5 separate regions of the Homo sapiens genome follow, and regions 2, 3, 4 and 5 are each linked to region 1. A link is a contact called in ENCODE Hi-C or POLR2A ChIA-PET data. All regions are on one chromosome and are shown on one strand. Each heading gives the region's core, a stretch centred on a gene start or an enhancer-like site at or near the end of the contact. The rest is flanking DNA. Distances are from core to core; before and after follow the strand shown.

The links. A loop is a pair of places that touch in the nucleus more often than their neighbours do. ChIA-PET counts read pairs that join two places held with the same protein, here RNA polymerase II (POLR2A). Pooled maps may share reads with other maps.
Region 2: a pooled map shows a loop between it and region 1 (4-fold over the local background). The contact joins the enhancer-like site here to the promoter of IFT52 in region 1. A Hi-C loop is called at or near these places in 1 of 50 pooled maps. POLR2A ChIA-PET finds 5 or more read pairs at or near these places in 3 of 52 experiments (A673, WTC11 and activated B cell).
Region 3: a loop to region 1 is called in a pooled map, with 5 times the contacts of the local background. The contact joins the promoter of SERINC3 here to the promoter of IFT52 in region 1. A Hi-C loop is called at or near these places in 9 of 50 pooled maps.
Region 4: a map of CD8-positive, alpha-beta T cell shows a loop between it and region 1 (3-fold over the local background). The contact joins the promoter of TTPAL here to the promoter of IFT52 in region 1. A Hi-C loop is called at or near these places in 1 of 168 maps with a recorded cell type or tissue (CD8-positive, alpha-beta T cell), 1 of 37 single-sample maps with no recorded cell type and 6 of 50 pooled maps. POLR2A ChIA-PET finds 5 or more read pairs at or near these places in 1 of 52 experiments (OCI-LY7).
Region 5: a map of CD8-positive, alpha-beta T cell shows a loop between it and region 1 (26-fold over the local background). The contact joins the promoter of FITM2 here to the promoter of IFT52 in region 1. A Hi-C loop is called at or near these places in 2 of 168 maps with a recorded cell type or tissue (CD8-positive, alpha-beta T cell and naive thymus-derived CD4-positive, alpha-beta T cell) and 11 of 50 pooled maps. POLR2A ChIA-PET finds 5 or more read pairs at or near these places in 1 of 52 experiments (Panc1).

The regions. Positions count from the first base shown.
Region 1 is chr20:43,589,617-43,592,356 of GRCh38, forward strand. IFT52 (intraflagellar transport 52) reads left to right here and starts at 1,321. Exons shown (of 14, transcript NM_016004.5): 1 at 1,321-1,438. RefSeq lists an enhancer at 1,443-1,512.
Region 2 is chr20:44,585,031-44,587,770 of GRCh38, forward strand. The region is part of intron 1 of PKIG (cAMP-dependent protein kinase inhibitor gamma); the gene reads left to right. Among named protein-coding and RNA genes, the nearest start is that of PKIG, 3.8 kb to the left of the region's middle. Within about 2 kb of position 1,426, at least 7 of the 41 ENCODE cell types and tissues checked have a DNase peak (open chromatin) inside an H3K27ac peak, as active enhancers do.
Region 3 is chr20:44,520,674-44,523,413 of GRCh38, forward strand. It overlaps SERINC3 (serine incorporator 3), which reads right to left and starts at 1,397. Exons shown (of 10, transcript NM_006811.4): 1 at 1,240-1,397. The coding sequence starts at 1,278. RefSeq lists enhancers at 608-1,160, 1,079-1,388, 1,295-1,589.
Region 4 is chr20:44,474,449-44,477,188 of GRCh38, forward strand. TTPAL (alpha tocopherol transfer protein like) reads left to right here and starts at 1,426. Exons shown (of 5, transcript NM_001039199.3): 1 at 1,426-1,543. RefSeq lists an enhancer at 1,222-1,311 and a silencer at 1,402-1,531.
Region 5 is chr20:44,309,866-44,312,605 of GRCh38, forward strand. It overlaps FITM2 (fat storage inducing transmembrane protein 2), which reads right to left and starts at 1,337. Exons shown (of 2, transcript NM_001080472.4): 1 at 1,111-1,337. The coding sequence starts at 1,283. RefSeq lists enhancers at 184-913, 860-949, 914-1,643, 1,240-1,389.

The sequences.
Region 1 (2,740 bases), core at 71-2,570:
AGCCACTTCATCTGACCAAAGAGAATTCTCAAATCACCCTGTTCTCCACTTTCTTTTTGAGACAAGGTCTCACTGTGTTGCCTAGGCTAGAGTGCGGCGGCACCATGACGGCTCACTGCAGCCTCAACCTCCTAGGATCAATCAATCAATCCTCCCACCTCAGTCTCCCAAGCAGCTGGGACTACAGGCGCGCGCCACCACGCCCAGGTAATTTTTCCTATTTTTAGTAGATACCGGGTTTCGCCATGTTGCCTAGGCTGGCCTCAAACTCCTGGGCTAAAGAGATCCACCTGCCTCGGCCTCCCAAAGTGCTGGGATTACAGGAGAGAGCCGCTGCGCCCGGCCCGTCTCCACTTTTAAAATTTCCAGTGACAGAAATTGTGGAAAGCAACACGAGTTGTATGTGTTTTAATATCCTAGATTCGAAGACAAACATAAATGTAAATAAAAACTGTCAGAGCTCTCTGCAATCTTCAGTTTGGGTCTTCCAGGCTGCTGCAGCGTTGTTCACAAATCCACACACCTCTAAAGGCAGGCACAGAGCGCTTTCCTGGGTAGTCGGGTGGCCTGTTGGTAGTTGCAGGCTTCTGGTTTCCCATCTTAATGGCGATGGCAGGGCAACCTGTATTGGTGGTGCTTTTGCACAAGCAGTTCTTTCTGCCGGGAACGCCCTTCCCCAGCCTTTGCCTTAATGAATACCACTCTCTCTTCAAATCTCTGCTCAACAGGGGCGCCTTTTTGACCAGCTTAGTCGTTAGACTCCCTAATACAGTTCATAGTTTTCACATTTTTGTAGAATCTATTCAAGTTCTAACTCCCCGCCATGCTCGCCGGCGCTCAAGCCTAGTACCATGGCAAGCAAAGATGCGGAGTTAATAAAACAGAATTATACGGTTTATCATTCTCAACACTAAACCTGCGCACCCTTTTCCGTTAAGTAGTTCCTAATAGTCCAGCACAGCCTTCCGCCCGGCCCCGCCCTCGCCTGGCTCCACTCTGCTCCTGCGCTTTGGGAATCGAAGCTGGGGCGTTCTCCAACCCCCCCGCGCTGGAAGCCTTCACTATTCTCCTCCCTGTGGGTGGAGCGAAGTTTGGGCACTTGGGTCCTACCGTTGTTATTAGTCTTTACTCGTAATTGATACTAAAGAACAAAATTAAATGGGTTTATTTTTGGTGAAAAGTTAATTCTCCTTATGTTTGGATTTGCCCCTCATGCACCAAATGGTACAGCCCCACATCAGTCAGGCTGCCTACCCCTGACGCCTGCGACGGAGAGGCGCCTTCCGTGCTGTCGTCATCACGTCGGCCGGAGCTAGCGCTGCGTCCTGGGCCACGCCTCCCGGCGCACCGACGCGCCTCTCCGGTTACTAAGCGGCCTTGGATACCTGGCCGCGGGATGCTGGGCGGCGTCAGGTGAGCGGTGGTCGCTGGGCCTCAGGTAAAGGGCGCCAACAGTGGTGGGCCGGCTGGGGCGTTGGTGCGGCCTGGGAGCTGGCGAGGGACTCGCCGCACTCTTCGAGGCCGCTGGGCCGGTCATAGAACATCCAGGGTCCCCCGGGGTGAAGTAAACTGTGGGCGCGGACGTAGCCCGGGTTCCTGGCGCCCCGGCTGGGCGCCCATCTCCACGGCCTCGGGTGGTGCAGGTGTTTAGTCGTTCCGCTGACTATGAAAGAGCATGGGACGAGGAATCGTACAGTCTTAATCTCTCTTCTGTCGTGGCTGCGACCCCTCGGTATTCATGTGGGAAAATACTGATTTGACTGGTAATGTTATTGAAGAGAAAGCGAGAGAATGGTTTGGCAGCGTTACCCAAATATTTGTTATTTTTATAGTTTTAAAGGCCTTATACTATTATTAAGGAAATGCATTTCTGGCTAAGTCTGACAGTACAGGAACGCAGACCTGCTACTCTCACCAGGGGCTGAACTAACAGAACAAAAAAAGATAGATGTATCACGGTGGTGGGACCATGGAGGGGGCAGTTTTTCAACTGGACAAAATGATGTTAAAGTGCTTAAAGAAGGATAAATATGTGAAAGTAGCCAGGAAAATTCTAAAATTAATGCTAATAAGGGAGATTAGCTCTCCAGAACCACCAGATATTATAACATAAAGGTATAGCAATTAAACTAGCATAGAAGATGGGTGCAGCAGTGTGGGCCCGTAGTCCTGGCTACTTGGTAGGCTGAGGCGGCAGGATCCCTTGAGCCCAGGAGTCAGAGACCAGCATGGGTATCAAAAGGAAACCCTGTCTCTGAAAATAAATAAATTAATTTAAAAAGTTTGGGACTCAGCAGGAGCTTACAGGTAGATAAAATATATTAGAACTCAGAATAAGAGCGATTTATATATAGGGATTTATTATATAGGCGAGGTGGTACTGTATTTCAAATCAGCATTGAAGAGATGAATTGGGGTCAGGCAGCTTTTTTAGCAATTTAGAAAATAATTAAACCAGTCGAGCGAGGTGGCTCACACCTGTAATCCCAGCACTTTGGGAGGCCAAAGCGGGTGGATCACTTGAGGTCAGGAGTTCCAGACCAGCCTGGCCAACCTGGTGAAACACCGTCTCTACTATGGCGCGCGCCTGTAATCCCAGCTACTGGGGAGGCTGAGGCAGGAGAATTGCTTGAACTTGGGAGGCGGAGGTTGCAGCGAGCCGAGATTGCACCACTGCACTCCAGCCTGGGTGACAGAGCAAGACTATGCTTTGAAAAAGAAGGAAAAAAAAAAGGAATGA
Region 2 (2,740 bases), core at 176-2,675, 1.0 Mb after region 1:
CTGCTTCATCCCAGCCCCGCTGGGATCTTGAGATTTGGGGTAATCAAAAAAGGCATCCTTTTTCCTAAGGTGGTGGTGAGGAGGTGATGTTCTGGAAGGAAGGTACCTAGACTTTGTGGTCCCTGCCAGGAAGTGGAGAGTGGAAATGTGGAATGCCTCACACTCCTCAACTAGGTAGGCCTTCATGTACCAGATGAGGGTGGCTTTCAGTTCTTGTTTTGTGTGTCAAAGTTGCTCCTGTTATCAGTGTGTGTTTGCTGATCTCTCCCACCTCAGTCACTCCCGGCAGTGAGTTTAGGGCATCTTGGGAGTGGAGGTAGGTTGTGGAAAAGATGTGTCCAGAGATCTCATTTGGCTTTGGTATCTTCCTGAAATAAATGTCACACACAGGGCTGGGCATCTTGCATATGCTGACTTCTCTTAATCTTCACAGCAATGATGTGAGGCAGAGATCATCTCCATTTTACACCTAAGAAAGGCACAGAGAGGTGCAGTGGATTGCCCAGAGTCTCACAGCTGGCAGGGGCTAGAGCTTGAGTTCCCAATGAGAACTGGTTGTCCCCGAAGCCCTTGAATATTTCACCATACTGCAGTGCCTTTTTCATATCACCTCCCTGGATCTCAGTTGCTCCATCTGTTAAATGATGACAAGTGAACTCTAGTCAGAAGTCAGAGTGGTGTTTTGTTTTTAATTTGAATGCCTTTAGGCAGGTGTGTTCTCCAGTTCATTACCATTTGCGCATTCCCCTGTGCCCTCTAGTCTCCTGCCTGGCCCCTGGCCCCTGTGGGAATTTGCAGCCCTGCATCTGGTTGGTGTCTACCGTTTCTTTCGATTTAGACAATCTAGAGGGCAGTGAGAAATTGGAAAGGGGTAGCAGGTAAGAGCTCTCGAGTTCAGTGAGAAATTGGAAAGGAATAGCAGGTAAGAGCTCTAGAGTTCAGTGACAAATTGGAAAGAGATAGCAGGTGAGAGCTCTTGAGTTCAGTGAGAAATTGGAAAGGGACAGCAGGTGAGAGCTCTCGAGTTCAGTGAGAAATTGGAAGGGGATAGCAGGTAAGAGCTCTGCTTTCACCGCCTCCTAGCTGGGAGATCCTGGACTGATCACCTCACTTTATAGAACCTACTTCTCTTTCTGTCAAGTGGGGGGTCACAGTCATACTGACCTCAAAGGGGTGCCATGCGGATGAAATGAGATAGGGCTCATAAAGCACTTAGTTAGTACAAAAATACATGCTTAGGATTAGCTGCTCTCAATTTCCAGAAAGAGAATGTCAGCCAATGTACACAGGCATCTGCCCCCTCAGACATAGGATGGCATTTGCATGAGGAACCAGAAGTTATCTTTGAACTCATCATTTTGAAACCCCTGTGATGAACCCTGGAGCTGCCATGTTGGCTCTTCAAACCAAGCCTCAGCATTATTTCCTGTCACCCAGTCAAGTGATGCTGAACCTCAAATCAGCCAGCCAGTGCTGAGGCCAAAAGCAGAAGTGGGTGCTATTCTCTTGGGACCAGAGGACCCTAGCCCAGCCACTTAAGGAAGAAGCTGGTAACAGGTGCTGGCTGTGACAGACAAGAAGCTGAACTGGCCCAATTAACTCTGCCAAATGCTTTCACGAGGGGCCAGAAGCAATTCCTAAGTGGAGACTGAGGTGGAAAATCTAAAGTTCTGGGAAACAGGTTATTAATCATGACCCTAGGCTGAGCTCACTACCTCCTGGAAATCCTTCAGAAATGTCTTAGGAAAACTTGGAGTACTGCTCCTTCAAAGAGTGGTTTCTTTGGAAGTTGCCGTGGGCTCCTATGCTGACTGATTATGAATTGCAGATTAGAACACATAATGTATCCGCTCTTACTGGAGGAAGCTGCATTTCCAAAAAGAAGTCTCTTTAATGTTTCAAGAAATTACAGGCTTTAGCTTGACTCTTCAGAACTGAATAATGGCCCTTCATGGCACCGAAGAAAGTATTTGGTGTATTCTTACTATGTCCCAGGAACCTAGGTCAGTTACTGTTTTAGTACTTTATCAGTGTAGTCTTTAACATTCCATAAATGTACATTGAGGACCTGTTAGTACTAAGCACTGAACTAGAGGACCAGGGTAAAGACACTGCCTCTGGTCTTGTGGAATTCTCTGTGCAACAAGGGAAGATAGACAGAGGAGTGAATAATTTTAATGGCACGTGAAAAGTACTGCAAAAGAAATATGCACAAGTGCTACAAAACACCAGACACTGGATCAGCATATTGTGGAGGTCCTGATCTTGCGCTGGGTTGATTCCTTCTGCTCTCTCCCTACAATTCCTGGCTCTGGGAGCTTTGCCAGCATTTGCATTAGGGAGCAACTGAGAGCTGCCCCTGCTGAAGCACTCATTTCTGGCACCTTCCTATCCCCCGTGGCTTCAGAGGGGTGGAAAGAACACTTCCTTACAAAATGTATGGGCCCCACCTGAGAGGGCCCTGAATCTGAAGTCCAAAGTTGTAGTAAGGAAACAGAGGGACGGGTGACTTTTGTAGTCTAAAATCACCACTGATTTTCCGTTGGTTTGTTTTTATAACATTTATTGTGGATTTTTTTTTTCTGATTGCAAAATTAGAATATGTTCAAGGGAAGAAAAGCTAGATAGTACAGAAAAACACACTTAAAATAAATCATCACTCAGTGATTTCACTTCTCTGTTTTTGAATAAGGGCCTGTCTCCCAATCCCCCCACCCACATACCGCTGTATTTCAAGTTT
Region 3 (2,740 bases), core at 147-2,646, 930 kb after region 1:
ACGGAATCATTAGAAACCCAAACCTCACGATAAGGCAATATACCCATGTAACAAAACTGCATATGTACCCTCTGAATCTAAAATTAAAAATACATAAATACACAAAATAAAATACTTTTATAATAAACCAGTAAACATGTTTCCTTGAGTTTTGTGACCAAATTAATCAAAGCCAAGGAGGGAGGTCACGGGAACTTTGATTTATAGGTGGCCGGTCAGAAGCACAGGTAAAACAACCTGAGGCTTGCCATTGGCACAGAAAGTGGGCACAGTCTTGTGAGACTGAGCCCTCCACTTGTGTGATTTGATGCTATCTCCAAGTAGAGAGCTTCGGAATTGACTTGTAGGGCACCAAGTTGGCATCCCCTGCAGAGCTGACTGTTTGCCTGATGTTTGGGGGAAAATCCCCACACACCACACATCAGGTGTCAAAAGTGTGTTGTGAGTACAGCAGGAGAAACTGAGTGTGCTTTTTCTACACACTTGGTCAATTAAATCAGCTGGAGAATGAGGAATCAAGGAATCACGCTCCTCTGAAGTGGGTAAATGAGGGAACTCAGCATATTCTTTTATAGGCCCTATAATTTTCTCTTTAAAATGTTTACAGTTTACAAGGTGATTAAACCTTCACTTCACTGTCACAATCGTTCTCGAAGAGAGGAATGCTGGGGTGATTATCCTCGGATAAATGACTTACAGCAGTCCCAAAATATTCAGGCCCTGGTTTCCAATTTTGAATAACAATCCACAAGGGCTTCTTTCCCTTGCACCTGAACTGCAGACAAGCCTCCGCTAAAACCCCAGCTTTGCCACACACTCTGTAGTTTTGGCAAATCCCGTGCTAGGGGATAAAAATATTACTTGAGCCACCTAGAACTAAATGATGGCACCTTAAGAGGTGCTTCGGGAGGAACCGGAGCCCCTCGCTGGGAGCTGTCATTCCTTGGTCCCTCTCCAGCTCCAGAGGAACCTAGTCAGGAAGCCTCGCAGGGCGGAGCCATCCGAATTGTAAACAATGGCGGCCTAGCCTCTTCCGTTCCCCGAGGAACCCGGAGGGCGAGCCGCCTAAGCTGGACCTGAGGGTATCGCGGATTTGCGTCTGGGGCCCCGGAGACCCTCTGTAGCCCAGGGCCTGCTGACATCCCGAGAGCCTCTGGAGCCAAGGCCCGTGCAGCTCTGGTCTCGAGGCCTTTCCCCGCAAACCGCAGGTCCGGCGAGGACTCGGGACCCCGAACTCACCCAGCTGGCGAGGGAGAAGACACCCAGCACAGCCCCCATGGTGACGCCAGTGATGGAGGTGGCCGGTCCTGAGGCTGCTTTCTAACACGGTGGTAACTGCCAGCTGAGGTGACTCCCCAGAAACATGACGGTTTCTCAGGCCGGAAACGCAGCCTTCCACAGACGCACGGATGCGTCACGGCGTGGCCCCGCCCACCGTCCGCGACCGGAGCGGCAGAGGGGGGCGCCTGTCATTGGCTGAGGGGGAAGGTGGGGCTAAACCATCCTGGGGTTGCAGGAACTGTGAAGGTGTCATTCCTTACATCATTTGTATTCATTGTGCAAAGATCTGGAAGTTACAGAAGTGTACAGAGAGGCACAGTACGCTCAGAATTTATTCTCTAGTTAATAGGAGATCTGACAACATAAATGCACCGTGCCCCAATGTAATGAATACGATGAAGTAGTATGGGGGAATAGGCTTTCAATAAAGGTGTATTTAGTGCCTCCTATTGTAAGGGGAAAGTAATTTAGCTGGGCAGTAGTCTTGGAAGGCTTCTCTGAAGGATTTATTTTTTAATCTGCGAACTAAAGGATGAGTCCAAATTAACCTAGAAACGATGGAAATCGTATCCTAAAATGTGGGATGCACCCCATTTGGGAAAAATGAATGGCTCTAAGGGTGCATGAAGGACATTAAGCGATATTAAACAGCAGAGTGAGAACGTCCCATTTCAAACCAACAGGCTAGTTGTTTGAGGCCAGTATGGTATTTAACATTTTTCTAGTATTTATCTCCCTTTCTAACAGAGTAAAGCCTTCATTTTCCAGATCTCTCAAACAGGCAACCATGCCTGCAGTTTTAAAATATTGTTTTGTTTTGAGGTGTGTGTTAGCAATAACCTTTTCATTTCTTCCGAGCAATGCTGATTTCCCATTTAAGCAGTGATGTAAATATTCCTTTCAAAATACATGTCAAATTTGAGAGTTCACTTAAAGAAGAAAATGAAAACATTTTTTACTTACACATATAATAGTTTAGGTGGAATGTGGCAAACAATGATGATGTCCGGACAACAAGGTGTCACACTTCAATATCTTCTCCTGTGGTGTGTTAATCTTCCCTGATAGATAAAACTCTCTGGAAGGGGATTCATAATTGAATTCCTTCTGGATTGTCAGCCTTTAGTCTGATAAGGGAAATTCATGAAAAGCCCCTCTCTCCATGTGCTGTTCCCCAAGCAATCATCATACCAGTGTGGCATATTTGGGGATGTTATTTCCTGGATTCCTTGAAAATGTATTCCAAATTCATCTTTTACAGAAATGGAATGAGGCTCAAAGTTTGCCCAAGGCCATGAAAAGGGCTGATGAAAGAAGAAAGAGAACTACTCACATTTAATAATTCCTACCTCTCTTTTCCCAGATCCCTCTCCTCACCACACATACACAAATACCAGCTCAAGTCAAGTTGCTTCAGGACCACTGAACTTTCCAGGTAGTCCTTAACATTCTTGCTTCT
Region 4 (2,740 bases), core at 176-2,675, 880 kb after region 1:
CCCAATGTAATCCCAAGAGTCCTTATAAGAAGAGGGAAGCAGGAGGATCAGTCAGTAGTAGAGGTGACAACAGAAGCCAGAGGTTGAGGTGATTTGAAGAAGGGGCCATAAGCTAAGGAATGCAGGTGGCCTCTACAAACTGTAAAAGGAAAGGAACTGATGCTTCCTCCAAATCCCCAAAAGAATGCAGCCTTGCCAACACCTTGATTTTAGACTTTTGACCTAGAGAACTGCAAGAGAATATATCTGTGTTGTTTCAATCCATGAAGTTTGCAGTAATTCCTTGTAACAGTAACAGGAAAATAATACATAGATTTAGCAAACAAAACAAAATCCAGGATGCCCAGTAGTCATATTTGAATTTCCTATAAACAACAATTTTTAAAGTATAAATGTGTCCCAAATGTTGCATAGGACACACTTATCTGTGTGTATGTGTGTGTGTGTTTGGAAAGGAACATGCTTAAATGTTTATCTGAAATTCAAACTGTAGTGAATGTTATATATTTTGTCTGTCAATCTTAGAAGTGATGAAACTGAGAGCAGGAGTCAAAACTCATGATTCCCAGGTCGCCTCCATACTGCTGCCCCCTGCCCCTCAATCTGGCAGAAACTGCCACGTTCTTGTGGCCCTCATGGGTCACTTCCCATCTTCTTGGGACTCCTCTTGCCCCTGGGGTAGGAAAATGAAAAGACTGTTTAAGGTCGTTTCTTTAGGCTCAGAGTTCTCCTGGACCACCAGAGGTTCTGCCTCAGAGGGACCTAGGAGATTTGCCTCAAAGTTGCAGTTGCACAAAATACTTGCGGGCGGATCTTAATGGACTGGGGTGGGAGTTAGTAAAGCCTTTGTCTGGAGGGAACGTAATGAACCCCAAAGCAGGAAAAAAGTAATTATTGAATCAGGCTCCAGAGCAAGAATCAGGTTTCAGGTAAGGAAACGGAAGCACAAGAAGGAATGGGGACTTGCTCCAGGTCACTCAGTTAATGACAGACAGATGTCCCCTGGTTTGGAGTCTCCCTTTTTGGAGCAGCTAGTCCTGATAGCAGCCATAGTGGGGGGAAGTCTAGAATGCTAATCCTGAGGTCCGGGTTTGAAGCCCTTTACTGCCTTGATTGCCAGTTTCCCTTTCCTGAAATAGGGGAATTGCATAAATATGAGGAGTTAATGAGATCATGGATGTTAAACAACAGGTACATGTTAGCATGTTCTTGGAAAATGGCAGCTTCTTTCCTTCCTTCTCTGAGCCTCAGTTTCCCCATCTATAAGCCGGGTTTGACAAGCGGCTGGTGCCCCAGCTCCTCCCAGCCACTCCAGGTCCGCAGCTCGGAGCTCCGGCAGCCAGGTGGGGACTGAACACCAACGCCGCGGGGAGGCGTCGCACATGCGCGCTCCTAGGCGGAGCCCCGCCTCCCACGCCCTGGATCGTCACTTCCGGCGCGAGAGGCCGGGCAGGCCGGGCAGGGAGTGCGGGTCGGTTCTGCGTGCGCTGCCGGACGAGGCTCCCGCCGCCGATTGACCCGCGCTCCGCCCGTAGTCGGGCCGGTGAGTGCCCGCGAGCCCATCCGTGTGCCCTGGGAGCTGAGGAGAGGGACCCCTGAGAGGGAAGGATAACCGGAAGTGGGGACCAGAGGAGCGAGAGACCCCAGGAAATGGGGACACCTGGGGAGGGGGTGACAGCCGGAAGTGGGGGCCTCGGAAGGTTGTCCACGGGATATGGGGTCTCGGGGGCTCTAGGAGAGATGGCTTCCTGACCTCTCCTTGTTGAGAGGAAGGGGTGGAAAGGAAAGTGATGCTCCAGAAAGGATGGGCTCCAGGTGGGGGAGATCTTTGGCTTCACCGTTACCAATGGTGTCTGCATCTCACTCATATGTCCGCCTGTCAGCTCATTCACCAGCCTGTGACTGAGTCCTGCTGAGCGCTCGGCACTGCTGAGTCCCTGGAGAGTCAACATGAAGCTCCAGGTGGAGGGTACAGATTAGAAGCCCAGGGTGGGGCTAGACGCATCCTTGCTCTGCCTCACCGGGTGTGCCCCCTTGGGCGAATCGCTTAACCTATATCCTCCGCTGATGTGTACAGACCACTGCCATGTGCCCGGCACTGGGGGTGGCAGTGGACATGGCAGACAAGCCCTCTGCCCTCGTGGAACTTAGATTCTAGGGGACAGTCCTTTTTGTCCTCCTTTGTAAAATGGCAACAGTAATAGCGCTCTCACCAAATAACGTGAAGATTAAATGAGGAAATGGGTAAAGGGCTTAGCAATGCTTGATACATGGTAAAATGCTCAAGTATGCATTCTCTTCATTCCACTATAATGTAAGCTTTATTAGGCAAGGAATTGTATTGTTTGCGTCTGTGTTCCCAGTGCCTGTGAGCACAGTGCCTGACATATATGGTAGGTGATCGGTAATTATTTGATAAATGAGTGCGTGGTGAAACTGACTCTAGATAAATGCCCATAGCATTGGACTGTAATTTCTAAAAAAGAAATAGGAACCCAGTTCTGTGGAAAACTGGAGGGAATCACCCTCAGGGAGTTTGGGAAGGATTCACTGAGGTGGTGACATGGCAGCTGAGCCTGAGCTGTCAAGTTAGGAACAAATTAGAAGAGGAAATTCCAGGCAGAGTGTATCAGAAGTGCACGAGTTATTCCAAGGATGATGGGTTATTAGTTTGTTTTGACTGGCATTTAATGTGCATCAAGGTGGGGTGCGATGGAAAATGAGGCTGGAGAGGGGCTTT
Region 5 (2,740 bases), core at 87-2,586, 720 kb after region 1:
GACCTAAACCCAGGACAGAGACTTGGGGCCACTACCACTCTCATGATCTATTCTTAGCCCAGCCTCTCAGGGTGGGTGAGGAAGGAAGGTGGACCAAGGACAGAAGGACTTTTTTCTAGGTTCCAATGGATTCTCAGGCACCACCCCCAGGCCTGTCACTAAAATCTTCACTGGGACTGATAAGGAAGATCTTGCCAGAGCCAAGACCCGTCAGGCATTTGAGGAAGCTGCCTGTGAAAGGAACCAGGGTTTTAAGCAGATAACCAAAGTTGGGCTGACTTTCAGGACACGCCAGAGACACTTATTCTGGAAAACACTTAGGCTCACATCAAGGGAGCAGTTTTATCTTTCAGAGTTTCCCTTTATGACCGCAACAGAGTTTTTGTGCAATAAACTTACTAACCGGGAGTTTTGAAAAAAGCAAGTAAGCAAGCAAAGGAGTGGATGGGTGGAGTTAAGGAGATGTCTCAAAGCGCCCAGCTGGGATTGCTTTTCTGGGCCACTGCCATGCATTCTGAGTGGCTGAGATGATCCAAGGAGATCCAGGGGAAAGGGCACAGACTAGGGGGTTCCAGCCCTCTGTGAGTATCTCACAGGCGGGGGCTCTGCCTGTCACAGGCTGGGGCGAGGCTCTTCCACAGGTCGTAAAGGGATTCTGTCACGCGCTGGAGGGATCTGATCTGACGCAGGGTGGGGTCTGCGCGGGGTCTGCCACAGGCAGGCAGGACAGAGGTGAGATGGCATCTCCCAAACAGGGCAGGGGTCAGCTCCTAACTCCAAGGGGAGGCGGGGGAGTGGTGACAGGGGCTGGTTCATCCCCACCCCATTCCACACCCCTACATATACAGAGACACACACGACCCCGCTTGTCACCACCTGCCCAGTCAAGCTCATGCTGCCCAAAGTGGGTCTGCAAACACTAACTGCTAGTGACACCAGCTACCCCGGGGCCTCCCAGGCGTGACACGCGTGCAGATGCTGCTGTCACGGCTAGGAGGAGGACCTCCCCTCCAATGACTCGTCCACCACGGCAGCTAGCACCGGCTTCTCTGGGCGAGGCGACAGCGGGCCGGCTCGGGCGGGGACAGCGGAGGACCGGGGTGCACTCACACGTTGAGGACGTTGCGCTTGTTGCTGAGGTAGCTCTCGGGCAACGGGGACAACTCCTTGAGGAGGGAGCCCGCCAGCATGGAGGCCACCAGGGCCCAGGGCAGGTAGCGCCGCACGGCCGCCCGCACCAGCGTCCCCCGCAACAACCACTCGCAGCGCTCCAGATGCTCCATGCCGGATCTCGTCAGCCACCGTCCTCCTCTCCGTGCCCTCTCGGCCACCGTATCGCCCTTCGCCCGGACCTGCGCCTCCACCTCCCTTCGAGCGCATGCGCACTGCCCGCGAGTCCCACAGCTTGAGGCGTGCTTGGGCTCCGGAGCCCGCGCGCTCCCCCTCGTGGCCGCTGCTGCCTCTGGCGCGTGACGGTCCCCGAACTCGCTCGTCTCCTCTGCGCTCTCCTGGCCGCCTCCTCTCCCCGAGCCTCCGCGTCTTGCTCTGGTCTGGGAAAAAGCGCTTGTGAAAGTATTTGCTGGAGGCTGGAAGAGGATAAATGTAGCCCTGGAGAATTGGAGCAGTAGTCACAGCATCATTTGATCTTTCTTGGAGCCTCGGAGACACCTCTGCCATCTGAGTCTTAGTTTTCTCATCTGTAAAATGCGAGAGACAAGAGGAGATCAACCTTTCCCAAAAGCTAGTTTATGAGCTCAGGGGTTCATTACGTTGGCACACGTAGAGGGACATGAGATGAAGTTTCCTTAGGAATAATTATTGTATTTATTTATTTATTAGTTAGTTGGGGGGGGGTCCCTCTCTGTCGCCCAGGCTGGAGTGCAATGGCACCGTCGCAGCTCACCGCAACCTCAAATTTCTGGTCTCAAGCAATACTCCCACCTCAGCCTCCCGAGTAGCTGGGACCACAGGCGGGCACCACCACACCTGGCTAATTTTTTTTATTTTTATTTCTGTAGAGACAGGGTTTTGCTTCGTTGTCGAGGCTGGTCTCAAACTCCTGGGCTCAAGCGATCCTCCTGCCTCGGCTTCCTAAAATGCTGCAATTACAAGTGTGAGCCACCACGCTCTGCAGTTATTAAATTAATTAATTAATATAATTAATTTATTTAGAGACATAGTCTCGCTCTGTTGCCCAGGCTGGAATGCAGTGGCGCGATCTCAGCTCACTGCAGGCCTCTGCCTCCCAGGTTCAAGCGATTCTCCTGCCTCAGCCTCCCGAGTAGCTGGGATTACAGGCACGCACCACCACACCCAGCTAATTTTTGTATTTTTAGTAGAGATGGGGTTTCACCATGTCGGCCAGGCTGACCAACTCCTGTCCTCAAGTGATCTGACCTCTCCAAATCTTAACCTCAAGTGATCTGCCAGCCTTCACCTCCCAAAGTGCTGAGATTACAGGAGTGAGCCATCTCACCTGGTGCAATTATTACATTTAAAGTTTAAATTTCTAAATTTATTTTCACCTGGGCAACACAGTGAGACTCAGTATCTATAAGAAATAATTTTAAAAACTAGCTGACTTGGTGGCTCAGGCCTGTGGTCCCAGCTACTCAGGAGGCTGAGGTGGGAGGATTGCTTGAGCCCAGGAATTTGAGGTTGCAGTGAGCTGTGATGGTCCCATTGCACTCCAGCCTGGGCCACGGAGCGAGACCGTCTTAAAAAGCACACAAAGAAACAC